2 separate regions of the Homo sapiens genome follow, and region 1 is linked to region 2. A link is a contact called in ENCODE Hi-C or POLR2A ChIA-PET data. All regions are on one chromosome and are shown on one strand. Each heading gives the region's core, a stretch centred on a gene start or an enhancer-like site at or near the end of the contact. The rest is flanking DNA. Distances are from core to core; before and after follow the strand shown. Region 1 overlaps CADM1 (cell adhesion molecule 1). Region 2 overlaps CADM1 (cell adhesion molecule 1).

Region 1 (4,117 bases), core at 1,295-3,794, 54 kb after region 2:
AAATGTAACATCTGCTTATAGGTTAATCTCTGATCTACAGAAAGGCTACGTTTTTCATGCACTGCTGACTTTGGCCATTAATTAAGAAGAAGCAGAATGCTTGCTGGCCTATGTGGAAGGATTTTGTTTTTCTTCTTTTTTCCTTAATGTAATTTACAAGCAAACAGAGAGGGCATATTTTTCAGCATAGTGCACTAAGGATTTTACATGCTCAACTTCCATCAATAATAAAGACAGTGTTGAAAAACTTAATCCACCCTGCTTCTTCAGTACCACTGAGTTTTAGTTAAATGCTTTTTTATGTTCCTAATGAGCTGTTTATCAGTTGCCAATTATTCACATAAATTGGGAAGAACAAGCTAAGGATTTGTTATACCCAAAATTTATTTTAAAAACCATTTACTAAATCACAAAAAATACACCTTCAGTTTTGATAACTGATTTTCCCAATTTACTCTTTAAGTTCTGGAGAAACATCTACTATCTACTTATGGCTACAGCTGCCACAGTTACCGTAATAGCTGGCTGAAAAGGTAAGCGTTAGTCTTGCCTGCATTATACAGAAAAATGTTCCCCTCTGTTGACACATGCAGTATTTATAGGCATATTATCTGACCACGGGCAGATGAGCTATCCTCTCGCCCAGCCTAGGAATCAAATATTATAGAAGGTCTATGTGCCGAGATCTATCCCTGGGTGATGGAAACTTAAAAATAAATTCTGTTCCCCTTCCTTTGTCCTGAAAGAGAAACTTAAGCGTTTTCAACAGGTGGAATAGAAACCCTGGGATTCCACTGGCACCTCTAGAACTAAGGGACATTAAATTTTCCATTGAAGAGCCTAACTACGATATGAATATGTCAAAATACCAAACAATCCAGATGGCTGATTGAATAGCCCAGAGCTCATCATTTATATTTTAATTATGTTCATAAATCAAATGTTATAACCCACCAAACCTTTTCTGAAACAGAACCAGCCTCCAAGATTTATTTTTAAGTAATGAGGTAAAGCCTAGTACATTTTCTGGGGGATCATTTTACGCCTCGGTTGGTGTTGTAAGGCATGAGGCCAAAAGCCAGACGATACTTTCTACCCAAGTGCAATAACTGCCCAGAAATGTATCACTCAGAATGGCTTAATGTCATTATAAAATGGAACTGCTATATAAAAATAAGAAAAATAGTTAGGTCTGTACACTTAAAGAACATTACAGTTATAGACATGGCATCATCAACAGCCAATCAATTAGGTCGAGGGATCTGAGGTTTTCATAATACACTGTGAATTTTTTTAAACCCTGTAAAAGACATTTAGCAAGACTGCTATAGCAGACAAATTTGTTCATTAGTCAAAGTTGCACAGAGGGTTAAACACCAGGAGGCTTTAGGTCACACTACAGTAGCAACCAATTAAAAAAATAATATTAGAAAGACATTCTGATTTGATGAGACTTTCTTTAAATGTACTTTGCTCTCTCTATAAAGGGAAAAAATATATAAAAGGAAACTCTTAAAGAGGTTGGAATGGGTTGCTGGCAGATTACAATTGATTTCATGCCAGTCTGACCTTGCACCACATTCTGTGATCTTTTCAGAAGATGAAACTCAAGATTCTGAACCTGTATTTCAGTTTCCTATGTAAATGAAAAGACACAGTCTCCTCTGTAGGTCCAAACACTAACGTATCAGGTCTTTGCATTCCTTTATTTAGAAAAAGGTACTTTGCAGTTTCTTCATGACTGGGATGTCACCCTTCCAGGGTAGCAGAGAGGAGCAGAGCTGAGTCAGTGGAAAAGGCATCCTCATACCCTGGCAGGAGACATGCCAGCGGGAGACCTATTATCCCTGGAGTCCCCACAACCTTCCCTCTCTTCCTAAGAATTTCTAAATCAGGAAATGCAGGTGTCATATTTTCTTTGATGTGCTCAATGCAACTAGGTCCAGGGGCTTGAGTGCAAATCTGTTTCTGCAACTGCATTTGGGACACAGGCTCTTCTTCATGTTTCTTACTTAGATTTCACCCAATATTCTGAAACACCAAGGAGTATGGGGATTTGATGCTTGTGGATCAAGTGCTAATTGTTTCAAGTCCTACCAGGGAGAACTCAAGGGCAGCATGAGCACAGATGATATCAGAATGTCTGGGTAGCGGGTCTGGGTCAGCCCCTGTGCATTCAAGTGAGGAAGCATTGACTGAAGAGTCTTTGTCAATCATGGAGGATTATTGGAGTTTGGAGTAGAACGACAATGCAAAGATTAACCTGAGATTTGGTGAGTGTTAGAAGCTGTTTGAGCTCAAAGCAAGAATCAACCCCTACAATATGGCTGTCTAAATTGTTGGGGGAGGACAGCTTTGCAACTAAAGGAGGGCAATGTCTAGCAATGCCAGGTGACTGGGATTGGTGAATGAACGGAGTCACACAGAGCTCTCAGAGGAGTTAAAGAGAACATCTTGCAAAATATTTGCTTTCTATTGTCATAATACATTCATGAATAATTTTCACTGCCGTTTATTTTGTTTGTTTGCAAGGTGAAGAACCTCCTGCTGTTACATCTGTTGTTATGACTCATAGTACTGAAACTGGGCTTCCTGAAGAGGGCTGAACGATTGTGAGTGGGATGAGTCAAATCTGGTGGGACTGACGTAAGACCAATACCACAGTAGAATGCAGTCTTCTCTTGCTGCAACTTTCAGGTAGGTTTGTGGGTATTAGAATTACTGTTTACAAAAAAGAATCAAATTTGATCCCATGGTGTGGTGGCAGAAAGCTTTGTTCCCACTGCTTTTTAAATGGGGGTACATACTCACAGAATATTCTTCCATGTCTTGGAAGCAATTCTCATCATTTGTAAGCAAACACTGGGCAAGAAAATCCCTATAGCAAGATTTTCTGTACAAGAATCTTCCCTCTGTAACAAGAGAGGGGTTTTTTTGTTTTGTTTTGTTCTGTTTCTTGAAGTCTTGGTAACTAGAACGGTGCCAGGGACTGGCACACAGTAAGCATTCAAGACATAGTTGCTGGATGAATGAATGAAGGAATAAGTGAATGAGAAAGTGAAGAAACATTGGGGCATGGACTTCTCCTTCCACCTTTACTACTGATTAAAAAATAAATAAAATCAGATCACGAGTTCCCGTTAGTCCTCATCACAGAATATAATTTTGTTTTTCTTTTGGAAGGTCAATCCAGCCGCCCAAATCAGAGGTTCAGCCCAGGTGTTCTGCTTTACATATTTCCACTTCACCATACATTTATTTAGCACTTCCGATGTGTCTCTAAGTGGTGTCTTACAGGAAATCAGAAAGGATGTTGTTTGACCATTCCTTTTAGATTTTTAGATGCCAGCTTCACAACTATTTAACCTTCCACACAATCAAAATTTAACCTTGAGTTAAAAACCATTAAGTGAAGTATGTGCATTAGAAGACTGGTTTCACTATGTAAGTATTCAATGTCCACAGCCACACAGACACATCTTTTACAAATACATTAAGGTCAGTGAGATGAGAGGAGGTGGTTCTTAGTAAAACAGGCCTCTTTCTGCAGGGTATGCATTCAGAAGGCAGGTATAAAGGCAAAGGCTTTTCCCTTAAGGGTTATTCCAGTCTTGCTCACGATGTATTTGCCCAACACTCACTCTTTGTATTTTGAATACTGGTTACTCAGCCTCTTGACACTTTTGGTACTGCAGATTGTATCACTAACAATCTATAGTCCTTATAATATCAGGAACTTGGAACCAACACTACTCTGTGTTAACACAAAGAAATAATAGGTTAAAAAATTAGCTTCAATCGGGGTTCTTCATTCCTTGATTATTTCTCATAAGGAATCATAAATACTAAAATAACCTCCCTGAAACTCAATTCACTGCTTTAAAAAAAAAATAAAAGGGAGAGTGGGAGGAAGAGCGTATTCCGTTTAAAAAAAAAAAAAAAAGAGAGAGAGAGAGAGAGAGAGACTGGAGATCAGAGAGAAACAGGCCAAATCTGAAAACGCCAGCTATTATGCTCTGAAGAATACAACCTGGAAACAGAATTGATGAGGGAGAGGATTTGACATAGAAGCTGCTCTTGGGAACTAAGTGTTATCCTCCACTCCAAATAGGAAAGA
Region 2 (4,286 bases), core at 471-2,970:
ATGGGCAGGAATTGCTAACCACTGGAGGCAAATAACCCAGGTTTCCAGTTTGGGAGACTGATCATGCTATTAAATCAGATGGAATATAAAGGAAGAAGTAAGTTTGGAGGAAGCTTTTCATTTCCCCAAGCCTCAGGATCCTAAAGCGGGTGCCATGCTAGGGGGGATGATGTCCCAAAGATTCCCCCGAAAAGTTGCTGGGAAAACCCAGCAAACACTTATTGGGTGTAGGGACACAGAGTCCGGATAGGTTACGAGTTTCCTTTCGGGTCCCTCTAGCCAAGACAGAAACACAGCTCTAGAAGCCCAACACTAGAAATCTGTTCATTCTGCCTCAGAAGAAAGGGGCTTGAAGTGAATAGAGACAGGGAGGGGGTGTGATAGATACTGCTAAGGCCACGTGGAGTGCAGGGCGGAGGCTCTGCTGTGATTCATGGTTGAAGGGAGTTTATTGGAAGTTAGCTAATAAAAGCTCCCAGCTATACTCAAGCATCTGTGTTCTCCCTGGCTGGCAACACACCCTACATAATAGTTGGTGTGATGGCAGAGTCGAGTGGAGACACAAATATCTATCCATCACACCAAATTCATTGGGTTAAACTCCCATCACCCAGAGCTGACCCTTTCCTTCCGGAGGAAGTAATGAGCTAGAAATAAGTGCTATCGGAAGCTGAGTCTAAGTAAATCTGTAATCACAGACATTTCAAACGGTAGCTTCCTTCAGTTTGGGCTTTTCAAACAGATGGATACTCTACCATGAAATTGCCAAGATTAAAAAGAGAACACTAGTTTAACACACATGGCTGGGGAAATGGCCGGGGCCATCTACAGAGCAGGATTCCCACATCTTGGCCAGAGACTTGCTCGGCATTCATGGGAGGTAAACAGCCCCAAAGAAAAGCAACTGCATTTCTTTCTTGGTCTTCCATGTTGGCAGAGGGGAGACAAATGAGGACACTCTGGTTTGGGGATGGCATGAATGAACCACACATGTCCATAAATAAACCCGGAGCCCTCCAAACACACTGCTTGTTTGTTCACACAAAAGCCAGCCTGGCAGCCCTCTGGCCCAGCCATGTTCACAGTTGGATCCTTAACGCACTGTGAGTGTTCAATCAAACTTTTAGTGGTGAAACTCTGGGAGCAGAAAGCCAGCTAAGCCCAAATGGTCCCTTTGCTTTTCCATCTTTTGTGGCTGCCTGGCTGTGCTCTTACGGGTTTTGTTGTCAACAAACTCCTGGCTTGCCTTTGAGCACTCCAAATTATTGAAAATGACTACAGCTTAAGACTGGCAGGATGATTGTTAAAAACAGCCCTGGCATTAATCATAGCTTAAGAGCTTTTGGAAAATGATTCTAATTCAGAAGGGGTGGCTTACAAAGAGCCTTGTCGAAAGTGAAGCAGACATCAAATTCTGAAAGGCAAAAAGCCTCCTTGGTACCCACACCTGGCTTCTTCTGCAATCCAGTTGGCAGAACTGCATGGGGGGCACGGCTTACCCCACCAGCTCACCCCATCTGAGACCACCTTGGGTTTTGCCCACGAGTCCTGTATCACCCCTACCTCTGATATGGGGACCTTGAGATGGGAGAGACTTCAGGGAGCACCAGCAGTTACAGTCTTCCTGGCAGTCCTGGGACTAAGGAAGAGGTGGCCTTGTTTTCTGTCAACAGTTGGCATGCCTTAGACCAGTGCTAAAATAAGCTGTGTGCATAGAGGCAGCTGCGTAGGCAAACACATGGTCAGCATTTGCAAGGAGCCAGGCAGGGCGACGAGCTAATACTTCTGCCTTTTGCCTGCCTGGCACAACAAAGGAGAATGATTTTTGCCATCAGCATTCTCCCTATCACGGAATCATTGCACAATTTAGTATGATTAATGGTTTCCATTTAGGAGAAGCTGAGAATGAAAACAGTGGGGGAGTGGTGGCACTCGCTGGGGGTGTCTGCGGGTGATACTAGAGTGAAAGGGAGAGAGAGCTGGCCGTTGCCTGCCAGCCTGTATCTTCCAACCTTTACTTCCAGGCACGACTGGGGAGACACGGTGGGGCAGAGACACATGGCTTTTGACATGCTTTTGCAGAAACAGTCTGAAAGCTGCAAACTTGTGAGGCACTGTTTGCTGTTTCATTCTTGCATCCTTCCCAATGTTTGTGACTGTGAAGCCACTCCCTTTTACCTGCCAAAGGGAGTGCCAATCCCAGAAGTTCCTAACTAAGGGCTGGGGCTGAGAGTGGTCAGGGCACAGTGATGAGGATAGTGGAACTAACTACACCACTTCTTGACATTCCTGATGGCCACGCGGGGATGCCACACAGGGAGGGAAGGACCCCACCCATGTGCTGGGACTGTAGGGGTGGCCTCCAACGTAGCCGTCTGTCTCTGGAGCACCCAGCTGGTGGTAGACCTAGTCTCAGCTCTCATCGGGTGGCTTTCCTGGGAGTTCTTCTTCTCCCCTCAGTAGCATCCTTTTATTTCCACTTCTGTAGGCTTCTTTTTGGGTCTCACGGCTGCTGCAGGTGAGTGGTGAGACAAAAGGTGCCATAGCCAGGGACTTGTGGGTGCTGATGGAAACCAACCAGGAAAACACAGAGAATTCAAAAGGGTCTGCATTTTTTTTTTTTTTTTTTTTTTTTTTTTTAAGGCATAGCCTTTGTAACTGAAGCCAGATAGAGAGAAAATTGGTGATCTTGGCTGGGGCTAACGTGACTCAAGGCCCTTCTCGATGCATTGGTGTCTCTGCAAGGAAATCTATTATTTTCCATAAACTGTCTTAAGCATCTCCCGGGCTACATTTCTGGCTGTGTTAAGAATCAAGCCATCAAGAACAGCTGTGAATGTTATACAATTTCAGCAGCAGCAATGGGCTTTGGCAGGGAAGTAGGAGCAAAAAACCCAAGTAGGACATTTCAGTTGACAGTAATGGCATTTTCCCTTCCTTGTCCAAACGATAAAAGATTCATGTTCCTAATTGCAACACTATAGCTGCCCTCATCACTTTATTCTGGGAGAGGAGGTTAGAGAAAACAGGCCTAGAGAGAGGGAGAGAAAGAGAAAGAGAGAGAGATGGATAGTAATTTCGTCACTAGCTAACAGAGACTGATTAGTGCAGAAGATTCCCTTCCATAGCAATACTTTTTAATCAGGTCTGCTGTGTCTGGGCAAACAGCTTTTGTGGATTAGCTAGACTTGCACTTGCCAGCATCCATTGCAGGTTTAAACGATGAAATACACAACTACAGAGAAAACAAACCAAAAAGAGTAATAAAGTCACACATTTCAATATTCAGCAACCATTAAGGGATTTAAATATTTGCTTGCTATTAAAGGCCTGCATTAGGCTCTTCCAACACCAGCTCTGGAAGACTGAAATATCAATTACGGATCAATTTTCCCCCTAAGTAAACACTAATGCAGGATAAACAGTATTAGAAGATGCAATCGTAACATTGCTGACTTCAGGATGGACTTCCTGCTGGTAACAGCAAGTTTAAGCCTGGTGATTAATTAACCTGAGAAGATAGCACTTAAGGAAGATTTGAGGCGGTCACGTCTGAAATATGACTGTGAGCCTGTGCACGTCTGGAGGGCAGCTGAAGTCCCGGGCCCAGAGAACCGGTTGATTTGCCCCTCAGTAGTGGTTCTCACCTTCCCCAGATCAACACTTCGAAGGATTAGGAGGGAGTAAAATGGGAGGCGCAGGTAGGTGTGCATGTGTGTGAGAGAAAAAGCAGTAGACAATGTCAGGTTCCTTGTTGGAATACATTCTGCATTTCAATAGGCAAGGCTCGAGTTGTATTTCCCAGCACTGACCACCAGGGGCAGTAGACATTTTATGTTTTTTGGGAATGAAAAAAATAAATAAAAACATAAAAATGAAACAAAGTTTCCTGTGTACTGAAGAGGCTGGAAGCTGAGGTTTGGAACACCTGAAAACAGAGAAGATTCTTGCTTTCAGGTCTCAGTTCAGGGATGCTCATGTGTAATGATGTGAGTGTTGGGTGGGGGGTGGTGGGGGGGGACTGAATCCTGCAGTTCCTATTAGAGGCACATTTCAACATTTTGAGATAAACACAGATAAGGCAAGGACTATAGTTTGCATTTTTAAAAGAGGCCATATTGCATTCTGAAGGCCCCTCACAATATATGATAGCAATACTAAGGCTTTGCTTGGCCATTACCCAAAATGATATTCCCTGATACTATTCCAGTGGGTCCTTGAGAATGATAGGGCCAATCGCTCTAAACTCAGGACTGGCTGGCTTGTCCCTTCACGGCCAACCTGAA

Evidence for each region. A loop is a pair of places that touch in the nucleus more often than their neighbours do. ChIA-PET counts read pairs that join two places held with the same protein, here RNA polymerase II (POLR2A). Pooled maps may share reads with other maps.
Region 1: a loop to region 2 is called in a map of psoas muscle, with 5 times the contacts of the local background. The contact joins two enhancer-like sites. A Hi-C loop is called at or near these places in 1 of 168 maps with a recorded cell type or tissue (psoas muscle), 2 of 37 single-sample maps with no recorded cell type and 5 of 50 pooled maps. POLR2A ChIA-PET finds 5 or more read pairs at or near these places in 4 of 52 experiments (A673, AG04450, CD8-positive, alpha-beta memory T cell and 1 more).

The regions. Positions count from the first base shown.
Region 1 is chr11:115,220,032-115,224,148 of GRCh38, forward strand. All of the region lies in intron 5 of CADM1 (cell adhesion molecule 1), which reads right to left. Among named protein-coding and RNA genes, the nearest start is that of CADM1-AS1, 170 kb to the right of the region's middle. RefSeq lists an enhancer at 2,509-3,317. Within about 2 kb of position 2,545, at least 6 of the 41 ENCODE cell types and tissues checked have a DNase peak (open chromatin) inside an H3K27ac peak, as active enhancers do.
Region 2 is chr11:115,166,596-115,170,881 of GRCh38, forward strand. It overlaps CADM1 (cell adhesion molecule 1), which reads right to left. Exons shown (of 12, transcript NM_001301043.2): 12 at 2,641-4,286. Among named protein-coding and RNA genes, the nearest start is that of CADM1-AS1, 230 kb to the right of the region's middle. Within about 2 kb of position 1,721, at least 6 of the 41 ENCODE cell types and tissues checked have a DNase peak (open chromatin) inside an H3K27ac peak, as active enhancers do.